Linked DNA regions of Homo sapiens: region 1 is linked to region 2. Evidence: chromatin loops called from intact Hi-C (ENCODE). Cell type or tissue: heart right ventricle. All regions are shown on one strand. Each heading gives the region's core, and the rest is flanking DNA. Links, peaks and the distances in the headings are about the cores only.

The links. Hi-C counts contacts between places; a loop is a spot of excess contacts. Peaks named below come from ENCODE experiments on the same cell type or tissue, not always from the same donor. Only the 100,000 strongest peaks of a DNase experiment are listed, where the experiment ranks them.
Region 1: it touches region 2 in a loop (2.7-fold over the local background); 50 of 110 quality-filtered maps call a loop at or near these places.

The regions. Positions count from the first base shown.
Region 1 is chr15:48,360,299-48,368,556 of GRCh38, forward strand. No RefSeq gene overlaps it. Among named protein-coding and RNA genes, the nearest start is that of DUT-AS1, 33 kb to the left of the region's middle. In heart right ventricle, for the core only: no CTCF peak of the experiment used is centred there; no DNase peak of the experiment used is centred there; H3K27ac peaks cover 1,074 bases.
Region 2 is chr15:48,631,015-48,639,272 of GRCh38, forward strand. The region is part of intron 2 of FBN1 (fibrillin 1); the gene reads right to left. Among named protein-coding and RNA genes, the nearest start is that of FBN1, 11 kb to the right of the region's middle. In heart right ventricle, for the core only: no CTCF peak of the experiment used is centred there; no DNase peak of the experiment used is centred there; H3K27ac peaks cover 2,905 bases.

The sequences.
Region 1 (8,258 bases), core at 2,153-7,152, 270 kb before region 2:
ATATTTTTTCTTAGACCTGTCATTCAAACTTCCTTTAATTATTCATTGTCATTAAGTATTTCTTTTTCAGAGCCAAATCCAAGGAGACTTAAATTGTATTATCAAGATTTATTTCATTTATACCACACACATATAACACATATACTTTCCTATACTATAGTTTTCAAAACACTATTGTGTTGTCTTCCTTTTTAGAAAAAAAATACAGTAATACTTGAAATTGTATTAGCATTTTAACTAGCCCAGCACCTATTTTTTTCCACATGTGGTTTCCACTGGTGGTTTTCATAGGCCTCTAGAAGTTGTAGGTGTAGCCCCTTGTAGGTACAGATTGCCTTGTTTAAATAAAGGAATCATTTTTTCTTTAATAGAACCTAATTTTTTAAAAGCACATTTAAGTTGTGCAGTTGTGATTTGAAATAATAACAAAAAGTGATTACACCTAAAAGTTCTAAACTGGTACAATATTATCATGCCATTAGCTGTGATGGAGCTGAAAGCTGATAGAACTTACACTTGTATCTCATGACTCTGTTTCCTTTGAAGTAAGCACTGGTGGCTGACCGAGTTTAATGTCCCAGCTTTTTGGATCTCTAAGAGGATTACAGTGTGATTTTATAACCTGCCACAAATTCCTCTCTATGCAACTTACTATGTGCTATGTATGTGTTTTTAAAAAAATCAACTGGAGCATGTGCCTGTAGTCCCACCTACTTGGGAGGCTGACTCAGGAGAATCATTTGAGCCCAGGAGGCGGGAGGTTGCAGTGGGCTGAGATCACACCACTGTACTCCAGCCTATGGGACAGGGAGAGATTCCATCTTAAAAAAAAAAAAAAGAAAAAAAAAAGCAAAACAAAAACAACAACAGCAAAAAACCAATTGGAATCAAAATGTGTTTTCAAATGAGTCACTTTATTTTTTATTTCTTAGAGTTTTCTGAAAAATTTTTTTTTTTTTTGAGACAGTCTCACTCTTTTGCCCAGGCTAGAGTGCAGTGGTGTGATCTCTGCTCACTGCAAGCTCAGCCTCCCGGGTTCAAGCGATTCTCCTGCCTCAGCCTCCTGAGTAGCTGGGACTACAGGCGCCTGCCACCATGCCTGGCAAATTTTTTTGTACTTTTAGTAGAGACGGAGTTTCACTGTATTAGCCAGGATGGTCTCGATCTCCTGACCTTGTGATCTGCCTGCCTTGGCCTCCCAAAGTGCTGGGATTACAGGCGTGAGCCACCGCACCTGGTCTTCTGAAATTTTAAAAATTGCTTCAGCATAGTGCTGAAATACTTTATGTATGTAATGTAGAAGTCAATACAACAATAAAAATATCAGTCCTCTCTCTACCCCTCTCCACTCTGAGTCTAAACACTTTCAACTGTTTGTGATTTACTTTCATGTTCCTAAATAATATGCAAGTGCAGTTATTTCATTTCGTTTCAAGTGTAGTCACTTTCTACTGGTTTTCTTCTGGGGCTGATGAGAATTTAGCTTTCTTACCATACCCCTCTGGCTGCATTCCTCCCATGCCCCCACTTTGTCCTTCCTCTCATCCTCCCAACATAATCGTCTAACAATATTCTGGCTAAATTTAAAGCTGAGTCATATAGTGTACTATGGTAACATGTTTATGTAACCTTTTGTGGGTTTCTTTTTTTCATTAGTAATAGCTTATTTTTTGTTGTTGCTTAGTTTTTTATGCTTATTAGGAATTTCTCCCTAAATTCTTTGGTAGAATTGTGATACTCCCTTGAATAGAGTTGGACTCTAAGATAATCTATCAGTTTCTTTTTCTTTTCATTTTTTTTCTTCTAGATGCTTCCCCACTTTAATTCCTTTGTCTCTAGCTCCTGTCACTCCTGACTACTCTGCAACTGCCATCCTGGAGCTCAGTCTTCATAGGAATCCCTTTCATCTGTGTCCTCCACGCAATTTCCTATTGCCTGTATCCCATGCTTTTCCAGTTTGGGTTTGTTCCTCACTTTGGTAAAGCACAATCTCCAGCAGCTGCTTTTTAAACATTTGAAAATTTTATTTTATTTATTTTTTTTTTTTTGAGATGGAGTTTTGCTCTTGTCACCCAGGCTGGAGTGCCGTGGTGCAATCTGGGCTCACTACAACTTCTGCCTCCTGGGTTCAAGTGATTCTCCTGCCTCAGCCTCCCAAGTAGCTGGGATTACAGGCACCCTCCACCATGCCTGGCTAATTTTTGTATTTTTAGTAGAGACGTGGTTTCACCATGGTGGCCACACTGGTCTCGAATTCCTGACCTCAGGTGATCTGTCCGCCTTGGCCTCCCAAGGTGCTGGGATTACAGGGGTGAGCCACCGCACCTGGCCTAAACATTTTTTTAAATTGAAGTGTACCAAACTGTTTGCTAAACTTAAATGCACTAACTTAAGTGCTCAGCCCAATGCATTTTTGTATACACAGACATTCACGTAACTGACATCCAGATCAAGATATTGAATAGTTCCCAAACTCTTCAAGGCTCCCTCATGCCTCTTCCCCATCAGTAACCTCTATCCTACCCCGTACCTTCAACACGGTCATCGCTACTCTGGCTTCTACCACCATCAATGAGTTTTGCCTGTTCTTGAACTTTATATAAAATCATCATACAGTATGTACTGTTTTGTGTTTGGTATTCTTGCATCATGCTTGGGAGAGTCATCCATGTTGTTGCATGTACCAGTTGTTTATTTTGTTGTTTGTTTTTGCTATTTTATGTGGTATGAATGTAAAGTATTTGGATATAATAAATAAAGCTGCTACAACCAGTCTGGTCCCTGTCTTTTGTTGCACGCATGCACTCATTTCTTTTGGGGAATATCACCTAGAGGTGGAATTGCTGGGTCATAGGGTAGCCATTAACTTCTTGAGAAATGGTACAGTTAGAAATATCTTTGATAGGTTATACATTAGGTTAGGCTAGACTATGCTGCAGAAAAAAATAAGCTTCATTTCTTTTTTTTTTATTATACTTTAAGTTTTAGGGTACATGTGCACAACGTGCAGGTTTGTTACATATGTATACATGTGCCATGTTGGTGTGCTGCACCCATTAACTAGTCATTAACATTAGGTATATCTCCTAATGACCCAGCCATCCCATTACTGGGTATATACTCAAAGGATTATAAATCATGCTGCTATAAAGACACATGCATACATATGTTTATTGTGGCACTATTCACAATAGCAAAGACTTGGAACGAACCTAAATGTCCAACAATGATAGACTAGATTAAGAAAATGTAGCTTCACTTCTTAATGGGTTAACATGTCAAGTCTTTTTCTGGGTCACACCAAGTTGGCTGGAAGTTGGGTAACTCTCCAGGGCAACTATCTTTCATGTGGTGATCCAGTAATGCAAACTGCTTCAATCTCGTGGCTCCACCATTTCAACATCAGACGTCTTCAGAAAGCGTGGAGTTCATACTCCTGTCTAACTATTTGGCCAGAAAGTCTATGTCACTTCTGTTCACAGCCATGATCAGAACGTGTGGCCCTGCCTAACTTGGAGAAGCCTGGGAAGTGTAGTCCTCTTTGCACCCAGGAAGGAAAGGGGAACCAGATATTGGGGAGCATAAATACTGTATACCACACTTTACATACCTGACAATACCTTGATTCTAATTTCACAGTGAAATGAGAGATTGGCCAGGGAGTAAAGCCTTGGTAGAAAGTAATTGTTTTCCTTGGGATCTTTAAGTCATTTCTACATTGCTTTTTAGCTTCTACTGTTACTGTTAAGAAGTCCAGTACATTTTGAATCAACTTTATGTGGAAACTATTTGTTTCTTTGGAGTTTTAAAGAGTTTTATTTTTTATTCCTAGTATTTTGAAATTTCACAATGACATACCTTGATATGGGTATTTTACTTTCTTATCTTTACTCATTGTGGTTTTTTTGTTTGTTTCTTTTGTACTGCCTTCTAAAAGATATTCTTAATTTTACCTGCCAATTCTTTGTGGATTTTTAAAAACATTTCTACTTTAACATTTTAATTTTTAAGAGATTTTTATAGCATCTTATTATCTAGGTGCAGGAACTCTTAAAGGAGGGTTTCTGAAGTCTTCTCTTGCATTGCCTCTTTTCTTCATGTTTTTGTTTTCTATTTATTTGTCATTGCTCTTGTTTTTAAAACCTGTCTCTCATATTGGAGAGTTTCCTAATGTATCTGGAGATCTTTGGCTGCCTACATTTAGGCGTCAGGGAATAAAATGTTGATTGGAAGCCCTGTGTGCTTTGGTAGGACTTGCAGACTGGTGGACTGCACTGTAGAATGATAGGCAGGAGCCAGGCACTTCGTTGGGTGACTGCCATGTCAGTATTAGTAGGTGTTTTCCTTAGGGTTGGTCACTTTCTCCAAAGAAGAACTTGCCAGTCTCCTCTGTAGGGAGCATAGGCTTTGATGTCTGTGTTCATGGAGCTGCATGAAGGTTTCCACGTGTCCCCCTTCAGTATGTGGACTTTCACTTAATCCTTCTGTTTCTGTCCAGCCTCTTACCCTACTCCCCAGTATCACTGAGTCCAGAACCCTGCTGGTTCAGCCTCTCCAGAGAGCAAACATCCTGCCTTCTACCAGGGAAGAGGAGAGACGCTCATCTGACTGGAGGCATGGTGAAGACTCTATAACTTACTTTTATAGACATTCAACAAAGTCTTTGCCTTTGGCTCCACCCATTCCTGTCATCTTCATCAACACCAAGAACTATCAATCCTGACCTTTCCTAAGTTCTTTAGAGCAACTTATCTTTCTTCTTCTTGGCTTCCTCTTAGGTTTTATTAGGCTTTTAGGTTTTGGTTGTTTTCCCCACTTTACTCAGTCAACAACTCCTCTCTTTTTGGCTTTCCATCTTCCAAAATACAATTGTCAACTTTTGTCTGATGTCTCCTCTACAGCTCTCTTTGTCCTTGGGAGTTTACACCTTTTTAAATCCCCTTACTGTCATTTTCAATAGGTTTCTCCAGAGAGTATATATAAATGTTTGTCTTTAATTTTCAATGTTTAATTTGAATCATAACTACTTTGTAAAGCCAGAATACCATCATGTGACTACTGTGGCTAAAATCTGTTCTTAGAACTTCAATCCTACAGCATGAGTTCTAACCCATAAGCATGCAAGATCTTTCACGATTTAACTCTTGGTAGCTTTTCTAACCTTAATAAAACAACCCAGACAAAGGATTTTGTTTTGTTTGCTATTTTTCAAATATTCCTACTCTTTCTTGTTTTCAAGGCTATGCATAGACTTTCCATTACATGGAATCTACTTGTCTTCTTCCTATGAAACACCTACTGATTCTTCATCTTTTCTATGAAGCATTCTTTGACTTCTCTAGATCAGAGTAAGTCTCTTCTTGTATGTTCATATAGCAAAAATAATAATAATTATAATAATAATAAAAAATATAAATATAAATATAAATATAAAATTTTTATTTTATAGTTATATTTTTATAATTTTATAATATAATTTTATAATATAAAATTTGATTTTTATTTTATAAAAATAAAAATATAATTATTATTATAATAAAAAATACTTCTTTAAAAACAACTATATTTTCCCAATCCCACAGTGGAGAATTTAGGTGTAGTATTTTGCAGTTCCACAATGGAGGACTGCTGCACAAAATATTGCCCTCAATGGCTACGATTGTGTCCTATTCTTCCTTGACTTTTCTAGCACTTAGCAAAGTGTCTGTCATATCTCAGCCATTCAGTATATATTTTATGAATGAATGAATATGGAAGATATAATCTGAGACCTCTTGGGTGCTGCAAAACAATTGCATCAAAAGGTAAAACCTTCACCCTGGAGCCAGGATTTCCAGGTCCTGATTTTTGCCTCAGTTGAGCTTGCAGGATATAACCTGGCATAACCCACTGTCACTTTTCTGCTCTTGAATTTACTCACTTGTGCAATAGGAATATCTCTCAGAATGTTATCTTCCCCTCCCCCCCTTTTTTTTTGACTCAAGAGTCTCAATTTGTTACCCAGGATAAAGTGCAATAGTACAATCATAGCTCATCGAAGCCTCTACCTCCTGTGCTCAAGTGATCCTCCCACCTCAGTCTCCTGGGTAGCTGAGACTACAAGCATATGCCACCACACCCAGATAATGAAAAAGCAATACCCTAGAGATAGGGTCAGTTGCCCAGGCGTCATAAGTTTTAAAGACAGGTTAAAAAATTGCTTTGAGTTCCAAAGTCCCTTAGACCAGTTATTTCAAACTCTGTAACTGAATTGTTTTCCTAATTGTTCTAGATAAGTTTGCTTCTCCCAAACACCAAGAAGGCAAGGACACCACCATTGGGAAATGCCCCACATCTAGGCATGATAAGCTACCCACCACACCATGGCTTTGTTGTTCTCATTAGCAATGGCTAATGAGCAAGGCTCTTTAAAAGATGCACCCTTTTTGTCTGACCTTGTCTGCTCGACACTGGCCTCAGATGAGCCTACACTCAAGATCCACCCCACAGCTGTCTCCTTGGTAATCATGTCGTGGGCCAGGATTTGTTTTGTAAAAGATCCAGCTGTATGGAAAGTCCCAACAACTGCAAATAGTCAATAGAATAGAATCTTTAACTCTGTTGCTGAGACTTCCAGGTGGGAAAACCTGTGAAAGATTGGTTCCTCTCAGGAAACTTCATCTCCACACTGGTGCACCTTTCCTGAGAACAGTCGGACAAGCACATTTTTCATTTAGAGCATCAACCCTGGAGGCAGCCAGACATGGGATTCTGCTTTTTTTTGCTGTCTGACCTCAGCAGGTCTTATCTATTTGAACTATTGACTGTGCTGTTGTTAAATGGAAGTGTCACCACTCGCCTCAAAGGGCTGGGTGTAAGAATTCAACAACATCATGTGTGTAAGGCACTAGCACCCAGCAGGCATCCCCTTCCAGTATTTTTCCTCCCAGAAAGGAAGTCACCATTCTGCTCTGTAGATTTTTACTTTTTTTCCTTTTACTGTTGGTACTTTTTAAATTTTTTGGCCAGTCTTTTATTGTTCCACCCATTATATCATCGTTCATTTTTCCTTATTTAGGTAATATGTTTGTAGTTTAAAATTTAAATTTAAAAGTATACATTTCATAAATTTTAGTTAAATGTTGGTCATATCTCTCACATCTGCTTTGTGATGATTTCCATCTTTTTTACTTTATTTTCTTTCTCATTTTTTGTCACATTGTGTTCTCTTAGTTTGTTGGCTTGAAGAGTAATCCCAGATAGCGTTTGGGAGTGTTTTATTCAGGCATCCATCTTCACAGTTGGAAGGAATAGAGAACCAGGAGAGCCCACTCAGTAGAGGTGAGGGTAGTTTGGAGGGAGAGTTGGGAGTGATGGTTGTGGTTGAGGGGCGGGGAGTGATGGTTACAAAACAAAGAAGAGTCACAGGAATTTGAAAACAAGAAATGAAATAGCATGGGAACTCATGGGACTTGGAATCTTGCCAGGAACCAAAGCCACTCTTTTTTTTTTTTTTTTTTTTTTGAGATGGAGTTTCACTCTGTCTCCCAGGCTGGAGTGCACTGGTGTAATCTCGGCTCACTGCAGCCTCCACCTCCTGGGTTCAAACAATTCTCTGCCTCAGCCTCCTGAGTAGATGGGATTACAGGCACCCACCACCACACCTGGCTAATTTTTGTATTTTTAGTAGAGACGGGGTTTCACCATCTTGGCCAGGCTGGTCTTGAACTCCTGACCTCATGATCCATCCGCCTTGGACTCCCAAAGTGCTGGGATTACAGGTGTGAGCCACCATGCTGGGCCCAAAGCCACTCATTTTAGGGGTATTCCCCTTTCCTCTCTGCCCCCTTTCTCCCCCTTTCTCTACATCTGCTCTGTGCTCTTGTCATATAGAACATGTCTCATGATGGCTAGCCCAGCTTCCCAGTCTACATGACCTTCCATTTGTCTTCTTACAGCTAAGAAGTTAGTCTCTCAGTTTCTCAAGTCCAAAATTTTAAAGAAAGTAATCCAATTGGCCCGGCTCAGTTTTTCTCTTTTCTCACTGGCCTGCTTATGGATGAGTTAGCATTGATCAATGTCCATCCTAGTCCAACTGGATATTGCCTGGGAGAATAGCATTGCTTGGAATTTCTGTGACTTTCTGGGTATGCCCCTCCCAGCTGGAGCATGAATGTCTTAGAAGATAGTTTGACCAGAATTCCCAGCTCCAAACACAGCAGTGCACTGGATTGGATCAAAATTACAAATATTGGGATGTGGCCAGGCATAGTGGCTCA
Region 2 (8,258 bases), core at 1,680-6,679:
AACCAGAGCTGGCATGTAGGGTGCAGCGTATAGGAACTCTACGAAAGCTATGCCTAAATTAAGATAATGTATGTTTTGTTCCACTCTCACGGATGTTCAATAGTTTAAGACCTCTCCGAAAGTCAACTCTCATTAAAATCAAAATGGAAATCATTAAGAGAAAATTTAAAAATAAAAAGATTTTCAATTTCTCAAGAGAAAGAGGACACAGAAGAAGAAGAACAAATAAGAATCTCTTTGTAGTAAATGAGCATTATGTTGCTGCATGGCATGAAGCCAAAGGAAGGGAACGCTCAACTAGAAAGTGGCTCTTCTCAGGGGCTGCCAATCTGAGTCAGCCTGTCCCCAATCACGCAAGCAAGGCCTGCCCACAAAGCACCTAGAGAGGACAGTGATAACAGAGTGGGTGGAGGGAATACTGACGCTATGGAAAAGGGAGCTTTCTCCCTGTGAGTGCAGATGTGTTGTGTTTGCCCATCCAGTATCCCTTCCCCTTCTCTGCTAACCAAACTCTTCGTTTCCTAAGCCCATTCCACATGGTTCAGGCAGGACTAACACATGGCTCAGTCCTGACCAGCTGGAGTGTCCTATTTCTTTGGCGACAGTGAAGGGCGTGTGACTGGGGCAGTGCTGGAGTTCTCCGCGAGATCTGACATGAGCAATCTGGAAAAGAGGGCTTATCTCTTTACCTCTGAGATTATGTGTTGAAAGGCAGTGTGGCTAAGAATTGTAGGTGGTCATCTGGGCTACCCAATTATAACCAAATCCTTACTCCAACAGAGGCAATTAAAGCACATTTCAAGAATAGCGCACCACCTTGCCATGAAACAATTCTAACTCCCAGGGTATCTCTGCACTGCTGCCAAAGAGAATGGTTTTCAACCCAGTCTTTCCATTTACTAAAATTTAAATTCTTTTCACAAAGTATCTTTTTAAAAAATGTGCTAATCAGGAAAGAGGCAAGGCCTATTTGACAGATCTGCCAGTTAAAAAATGCAAACTTTTTTGGAAGAGTTGAGGGGGTGCATATTAATAAGGAATAATATTTAGTAAGTTTGTTTCCCAATGAAGACAACACAATTTAGGGAAAGAGAAAATTTAAAAATAAAAACTTATCCCCAAACTGCCTTTAAGTATAACCAGATCTCCACAGATATAGTAAGTCCATTAAAATTACACTTTTGAACATTTTAAAATTCAGGTTTGCCTCCTGTTTCTTAATATAATCATTTCTATGATGAGAAAGTGGAGACTGTGGTATCCAGATAGGTATGATTATCTAGATTTTTGCTTTAGCCATAAAAAACAGCCTCTTTGGATGACTCTCTGCCTCATTTTCCTTATCTGTAACAGCATTATAATCATTCTCATCATCATAGCTAAACATGTCAGGCATAGTACTAAGAACTTGAAATGTACCATCCCATTAAATCTTAGGACAACACAGAAAGATGAGTAATTTAATCGCATTTACAAGTGAAGAAACTGAGGCCCAGAGAGGTCAAATCACTCGTCTGAGGTTTCCTCCTAGAAGGTGGTGGAGCCAGGGTTTGACCCAAAGCATGTCTATTTCCACACTTCCAAACCTCCCTGAAAGTGTGGCCAAAGGTTATTAGTGATCATTGAAAATGACTCCTTGGTCCTTTAAAATATGGTCCCACAATCAATACCAGTATACCCCACTACCCACAGCCAGGCTCAAATAGGAAATAGTGTGAGGTAATTATAACATATACCCCAGCCACTAGCTCTGGGTTTTTATGACCAAACTGCCAAACATTCCTAGCCAACTCTTCAGGAAATGTTCAGGCACTTTCTCAGATTCCAGCTAAAACACCGACTATGTGACCCTGGGGAGCACAGAGCTCACAGGGTGGTAATGGGATATAAAATTTGCAAACTTGAGGTCAGTGGCCTCAACTCTGGGGTGTGAAGCACCAGCAGTCCATGAAAGATTAAAAAACTATTTGTCTACTTAAAGGCTGCACATCAAGTCCTTCACTGAAAAGCATTTGCCTACATCTCCTCAGACATTAACCCCATCAGAAAGGGAGAGAAAGATATTCCAAATGGCAGTTCTGCCTAGAATCATTGGAAAAAAAGATAATAATATCAACAAGCCCAAGACAGGGTGTTCATTCTGAAAATGAAGCATTGGGTCCTATTCAAACGCAGCTAATGCTCATAACATAGTTGTCACTTGGAGTAGGCAGATGTTTTACAGTATTACTAGGTGAGATGATATGGAGGAAAACACAAGAATTTAAGAATTTTTTTCTTTCTTTAGCATGTTTATTACATAAACTCTTAATGTATAGTTTGGATAACTGAGCCAGCAAGTTACACAACAAGAAACCAAGCTTAATCACAGACCCAGAACTGCCTTAGTTGATCCCAGGTCATTTGACTCTTTGACTGCCAATTAGAAGTGTGAGTATGTGTGTGGTGGAGGGTTGCGGGGAGGAGTCATGCTTCCGATTCCCGGAGAAGACTATTTCTCTTTTTCCAACCACCTGACTGATACCCTCATTGACAACTACCTCCCTCAAAAAGTCCCATCCCACCCAATCCTTTCTAATGTGGAGGTTCCCACTGAGAGCAGGGTAGTACTGAGGATCTAAAACTCTGCTACAGTATCACCCCTTCAGGGCTGACCGCTGAGAGAGTAATCACACTGCCTAAGATCAAATAAATGAGAGAAAGAAAACACCCATGCCCACAGGATTGATAAGGTTTGGTTATTTCAAGTATAGCAGAGAACTTGCAGATACCAGTCCACCTCTTGAGGGTGTGAACACAAAGAGGCCCAATCTATTACCCAACAACGCGCCTCTTAGGTCAGCTCTCGCTACCACGTGACTCAGCTTCCACACCTACGAACCGGAGAGGAAAATAAGCACCTTGAGCACTTGTTCCTGGACCTTCTCTGGGCCTCAGTTTCAGTATTTATACATTTCTAAAATCTGTCCTACTATAACTAATTTATAATATGAATTTTTCTAAAGATGGATGGTCTGGCTATGGAAGAAGATATAAGCCATAATTTCAATGGCAAAAATAAAAGCATTTAAAAATAAGAAGGTCCTTTAAAAGTTATTCATCAAAGGCCCAAACCTATTAGGGTCTGATTACACAATCTTACAAATTAGCACTGAATGAACAGGGGAAATGATACACAATAAACCATTAGTTACAAGAAGCAGGATGCATCAAACTTTACATAGTACCATATACACAGGTGCATACCAGACAATGGATTAACCTGCTTTTCCACTGCATTCCTCTAAATGTTTTCATACGAATCTTTTCTGGCATCCAAGTGTCTTTCTTTTATGTCCTGACTCTCCTCCATAAGCTCTCTGTCCCCTAAAAGAGGCTGATTAAGGCCACAGGTCGCCTGGTCCCAATGCTGCCGGGAGTGAAGGGGTTGTCATCAATCTCTTTCAAAACCCAGCATCTGCTCTGTCCAGCCTAGGTCCACTGGCTGGCAAGACTTTCACTCCAGAACCTTCTCCCAGCTCTCTCCTCCTGCTTCCCTCAGGCTTTCTCCTTCCTTCCCCTAACAAAAACCTTAACCCTGTTTTGCTTTTTGAACACCCCAATGTTCCCAGGTAAAAATTTTGTATTTTACTTAGACCTTGTTTACTTTTCTTAAGGTTTTAACTCTCATTTGATATTCCTATCCTCCCTATTTTATTTGCAGCACAGCTTATGAAATTACTTACAAAAAGAAGATGAAACAATGATGATGAAGAAAAAGAAGAAAAGGAAAAGATGGCAACAAAGAAGGAGAAACAGAACCGGAAAAGGAAGAAGAAGAAACCAAAAAAAAAAAAAAAAAACCACACACACACACACACACACACACACACACACACACACACACACAAAATGAAACCCTGCCTCTGGAATACATTGTCTTTATTAATAAAGATATTACCATACTTCAGTTCAAAACCATGAAACTTGACAGCAGACAATGTGTCTTTAGGGCAGACATAAATCCTGTCTCCCAACACCAACATCATAAAATGGTTGTACTATATTTGGACTTAGATGTGTTTGGATACTTATATTTGAATGTAAGTATGACTGATGGTCTAGGAATTCATAATCCTTCAAAATGTTGAACTAAACCACTTGTTTAATGGAGCAGTTCTCCCACTCTGAGCCTGCTTGCTGTCTGGAATACATCTCCGGCTGGGAATGGTGGAGATAGGGATTTTTGCTTTCTCTCTTCCGCTCTGAGGGAGCTGAATAAATAGAGTCAGTGATAACTTCAACCAAAAAAAAGTCACTTAAGTTGAAAAAGTGGTAGTCACAAGAAATTTAAATCTAGGATTTGATATAGTATAAGACACCCACAATGCAAACTTGACTATATTCCTAATCCAATTTTATTCTATTGATAATGTGGCTACTCCATTTATAAGAAAAATAGTACAGTTCAGCTCATTACAACACCAATTCTATTAGCAACTGCAACCTATTTTTACTTATTAGTATAACCCCTAATTTAAAAAATTGAGGTGGATTACACCAACAGATACATACATTTGAGGCTATAAATAGAAATTGAAAATAAAATTCCATACAGAAGAAAGTTAAAACATACCAAAGTTAATAAATTAGAGTGATTGCCCATTAAATTTATTTCATGTATAATCTTAAAAGCTGATTTTCTTAAAAGCAAATGGAAAATGGTTAGATGTTTTGAAATTCTCATATTTGAATAAAACAAAACATACTGCTTCATTAGGAACTTTCATTTTATTCCTGACAGTTGTGAGTTCTTTAAATGCAGAACTGTGGACAAACTAAGATCAATGCCCTAACATGAATCTAACAGAACATGCAAACACAATATTTATGGAGCTTTTTCATTCTGAAGTTACAGCAGCAAAATACAATGAGGCATCCTCAGTAGAGAACTAAGCCAACTGAACTTGATCAAGTTAGAATTAAAACTTAAAGTATCTGATTAGCCTTCTCAAAGATCTATTGCCTCACAGTGGTAGCTGGTCTCCAAAGATGGCTCCACTTTCTCCCCTCCCAGCAGACACATGATGCTCCTCACATCCAAAGGTAGGTCTTAATAGTCCATGCCCTTCAATCTGGATGAGGCCTATGACTTGGATGGAATTCCAGGTCATGCGATTCCAGGCTAAGTTTGAAGAAAGTCTGGTAGTTCCCACTTTTGTGCTCTTGAGAGATCCTGAACTGCCATGGAAAAAGTCTGGCTATGCTGCTCTAAAGACCATGTAGAGAGGCCACGTATAGAAAGGGGACAACCTGAGACTATATAAAGGAGAATCAAGGAAGCCAGGCAATGTCGAGGACATATGAGTCCATGTGACCCCAGCCAGCCAGCCCCCAGCCCTTCGAGTTAGCCTACGGTCAATATGTGGGATTAACACATGTGACCAGGGTCAGGAGGCTGTTGTTCAAGATCCAGCCCCAACAGACACTCACTCTGAGCAAGGCCTAGTCGCTGCATCTGGGGCTCAGTCTCCCCATTTGAAAAAAAACACATTCAATGGCTCCATCCCGGGGGCAGGTTCAGGCAGGAGACTGCATGAGAGACAGCTTTAAAACTTGGAAGGCCCCCAGCAGAGCCAGACAAGTGGCTCTTTGCTTCCTTTATTCCCCTCCTCAGTGGGTCCATTTAGATAAACCACACCCAAGTAAACAGGGCTGCAGGCGCCAGTGCCTGGTCACAGAACCAGATGCATATGTGAAGAAGTCATACTGCCTGTTCCAGCCCAACTGACATTGTGGGGCGCAGAGACAAGATTCCCCACTGTGTCCTGTCTAAATTCCTGAGCCACAGAATCATGAGAAAGAATAAAATTGTTGTTTTAAGCCACGAAGTCTGGGGCAATTTGTTACGTAGCAATAAAATAACTCAAACACTCACAAATGAAAATACTTTGTTTCATGGTAGTAGAGGGCCTAGGCCTGATCTCGTTTCCCTTTATTTTCTCTTTATGGTGCTACAATGACTTCGTGTATGGTAAGTTTGAATATATATGGAGGTGGGAGCATTCTAGGTCCTCCTCGCCTTTGTCTTTCACAACCAACTAGTCAAGTACTGTCTGCATTAACTCTGGAACCACCTGAGTCTCTTCTTTCTTCACCCCTTTCACTGAATTTGCTCAGACCATCGTGGACTCTCACTGTGACTCCTATATTAGCCTCCTAAATCCAAATCTCCCTGTCTTTAGTCTCTCTTCTCTCTAATCATCTACCCTTCACACCTCTACCCAGTGGCAAAGATCTGATCATGTTCCTATCTTAGAATCCTTTACTAGCTCCCCGTCCTTGCCTTTCACAACATCAGTGACATTTATATTTCCACTAGTCCCTCTCCTTTCCCTAACAACATTGCCACCTATGTACGGGCTCACAAGATTGCTCAAGGTTGCAAACTGCACAGCTCCAGAGGGCACTCGTTTCATAGACTGCACTACAAACCATGTCACTTGGAACCATGCCGTGCCAACCCTGCCCAACTGCAGTCAATGTCCTAAGACCTCAGACACTTCATATCCCTTTCCCTTGATGTATTTTTCACTCATCTTTCCTTTATTTCTCAGCTATACTTACTCCAAGCTCTAGTCTATATAATTAACCATACCCAGTTAATCAGCTCATCAAAATTGCTCAGAGTTCAACTATCAAAAACTATTCTATTGAACATGTGCCGCATACCCAGTTCCTAGATGTTCCTAGAGATAAATAAAACAAGCAAGATCTCTGCCTTCAAGGAGTTCTCACTCCTAGTAGACAGTCACTTTTTATCACGTAGATCAGAGGTTGTTAAACTTTTTCTGTAAAGGACCAAAGAGCAAATGTTTCAGTTTTATGGGCCATACTGTCTCTGTTGCAACTACTCCACTCTGCTGCTGTAGGGAGAAAGCAGCCATACATAATAAGTAAATAAACAGGCATGGATTTGTTTCAATAAAACTCTATTTTCAAAAAAAGTGAGCTTGGTCTTCAGTTTGTTGACCACTGATAAACTTTTTTTTTTTTTTTAAGACAGGATCTTGTTCTGTCGCCCAGGCTAGAGTGCAGTGGCATGATCATAGCTCACTGCAGCCTCAACCCTCTGGGCTCAAGTGATCCTCCTGCCTCAGCCTCCCAAAGCACTGGGATTACAGGAATGAGCCACCATGCCCAGCCCTAATAGACTTTCACTGTAAAGTCACTTCTGATCAATCCCATTCCCACAATGATGCTTCCCTTGGCTTGTAACAGCATCTGCCATCAATAAATGTTGAGTCTTTCCACATAGCAATGGTGGGAGAAGATTCTTGGGAAACGAAGGTATAAAAGGTATGAAAGAAAAAAATTTACCAGCTACAAGATTTATTATAACTGTAAAGCAGTAAAATATTAAGATTAAGAGCTCCAGCTATGAAGCTAGATTTTCCAACTCTACCACTTACTAGTTTATGTCCCTGGAGTAATTACTGAAACTCTGCATCCCTTGTTTCTTCATTTGTTAAATGAATAAATAAGCTTAATTTTCCTCATAAAGGATTTATGTTTTAAAGGAATTAGTATTTGCAAAGTACAATCATAAGTGATACATCAGAGCTTTTTTTTTTTTTTTTTACCATTATGGCTGCAATTTAATGTAAAAAATTGGGCTGAGTTTACAGGCAACCAAGGTTAAAAAATGAAAAAGAAATAATTAAATAACTCATATGACTGGTCGTGATTTAAGACACATACCAATTTCCACTGGAAAGAGAAATACTTCTTGCAACCCTATTCAGAGAGATTTCTCACAGGGGACATGACAGCAAGAGGGTTCTGAACAACATAAACAGCAATGCCTCCAGCTCAGAAGCCCACACAACGCCCAGCAGGCTGCCTGCAATGGTTACCTACCACCCTCACACAAGTCAAGGTCTAATATTAAAATATAATACGCTGTCCAAAGTCCCACTGGCTCTAACATCCTATGATTCTTTCTGTTTTATTAATGTCTTTGCAGAAAGTTTCTTGTTGGACTAAATAATACTGTGTGATTAACCATACTTAGGATTTGTGAACTAGCATGAAAGAATATTAGGAATTTTAAGTGGAATTTTACCAATGTCTTGGGCCTGCATTTTTGTCTGGTGGAATGAAAAACCAAAACCATAACTAAAATTAATGGAGAAAGAAAAGTTAACGTTAAGTTTTGTCTTTAGAACTTAACCTCTGCATACCTCGGCTCTCACATCTGTGAAGGGAAGCTTATGAAA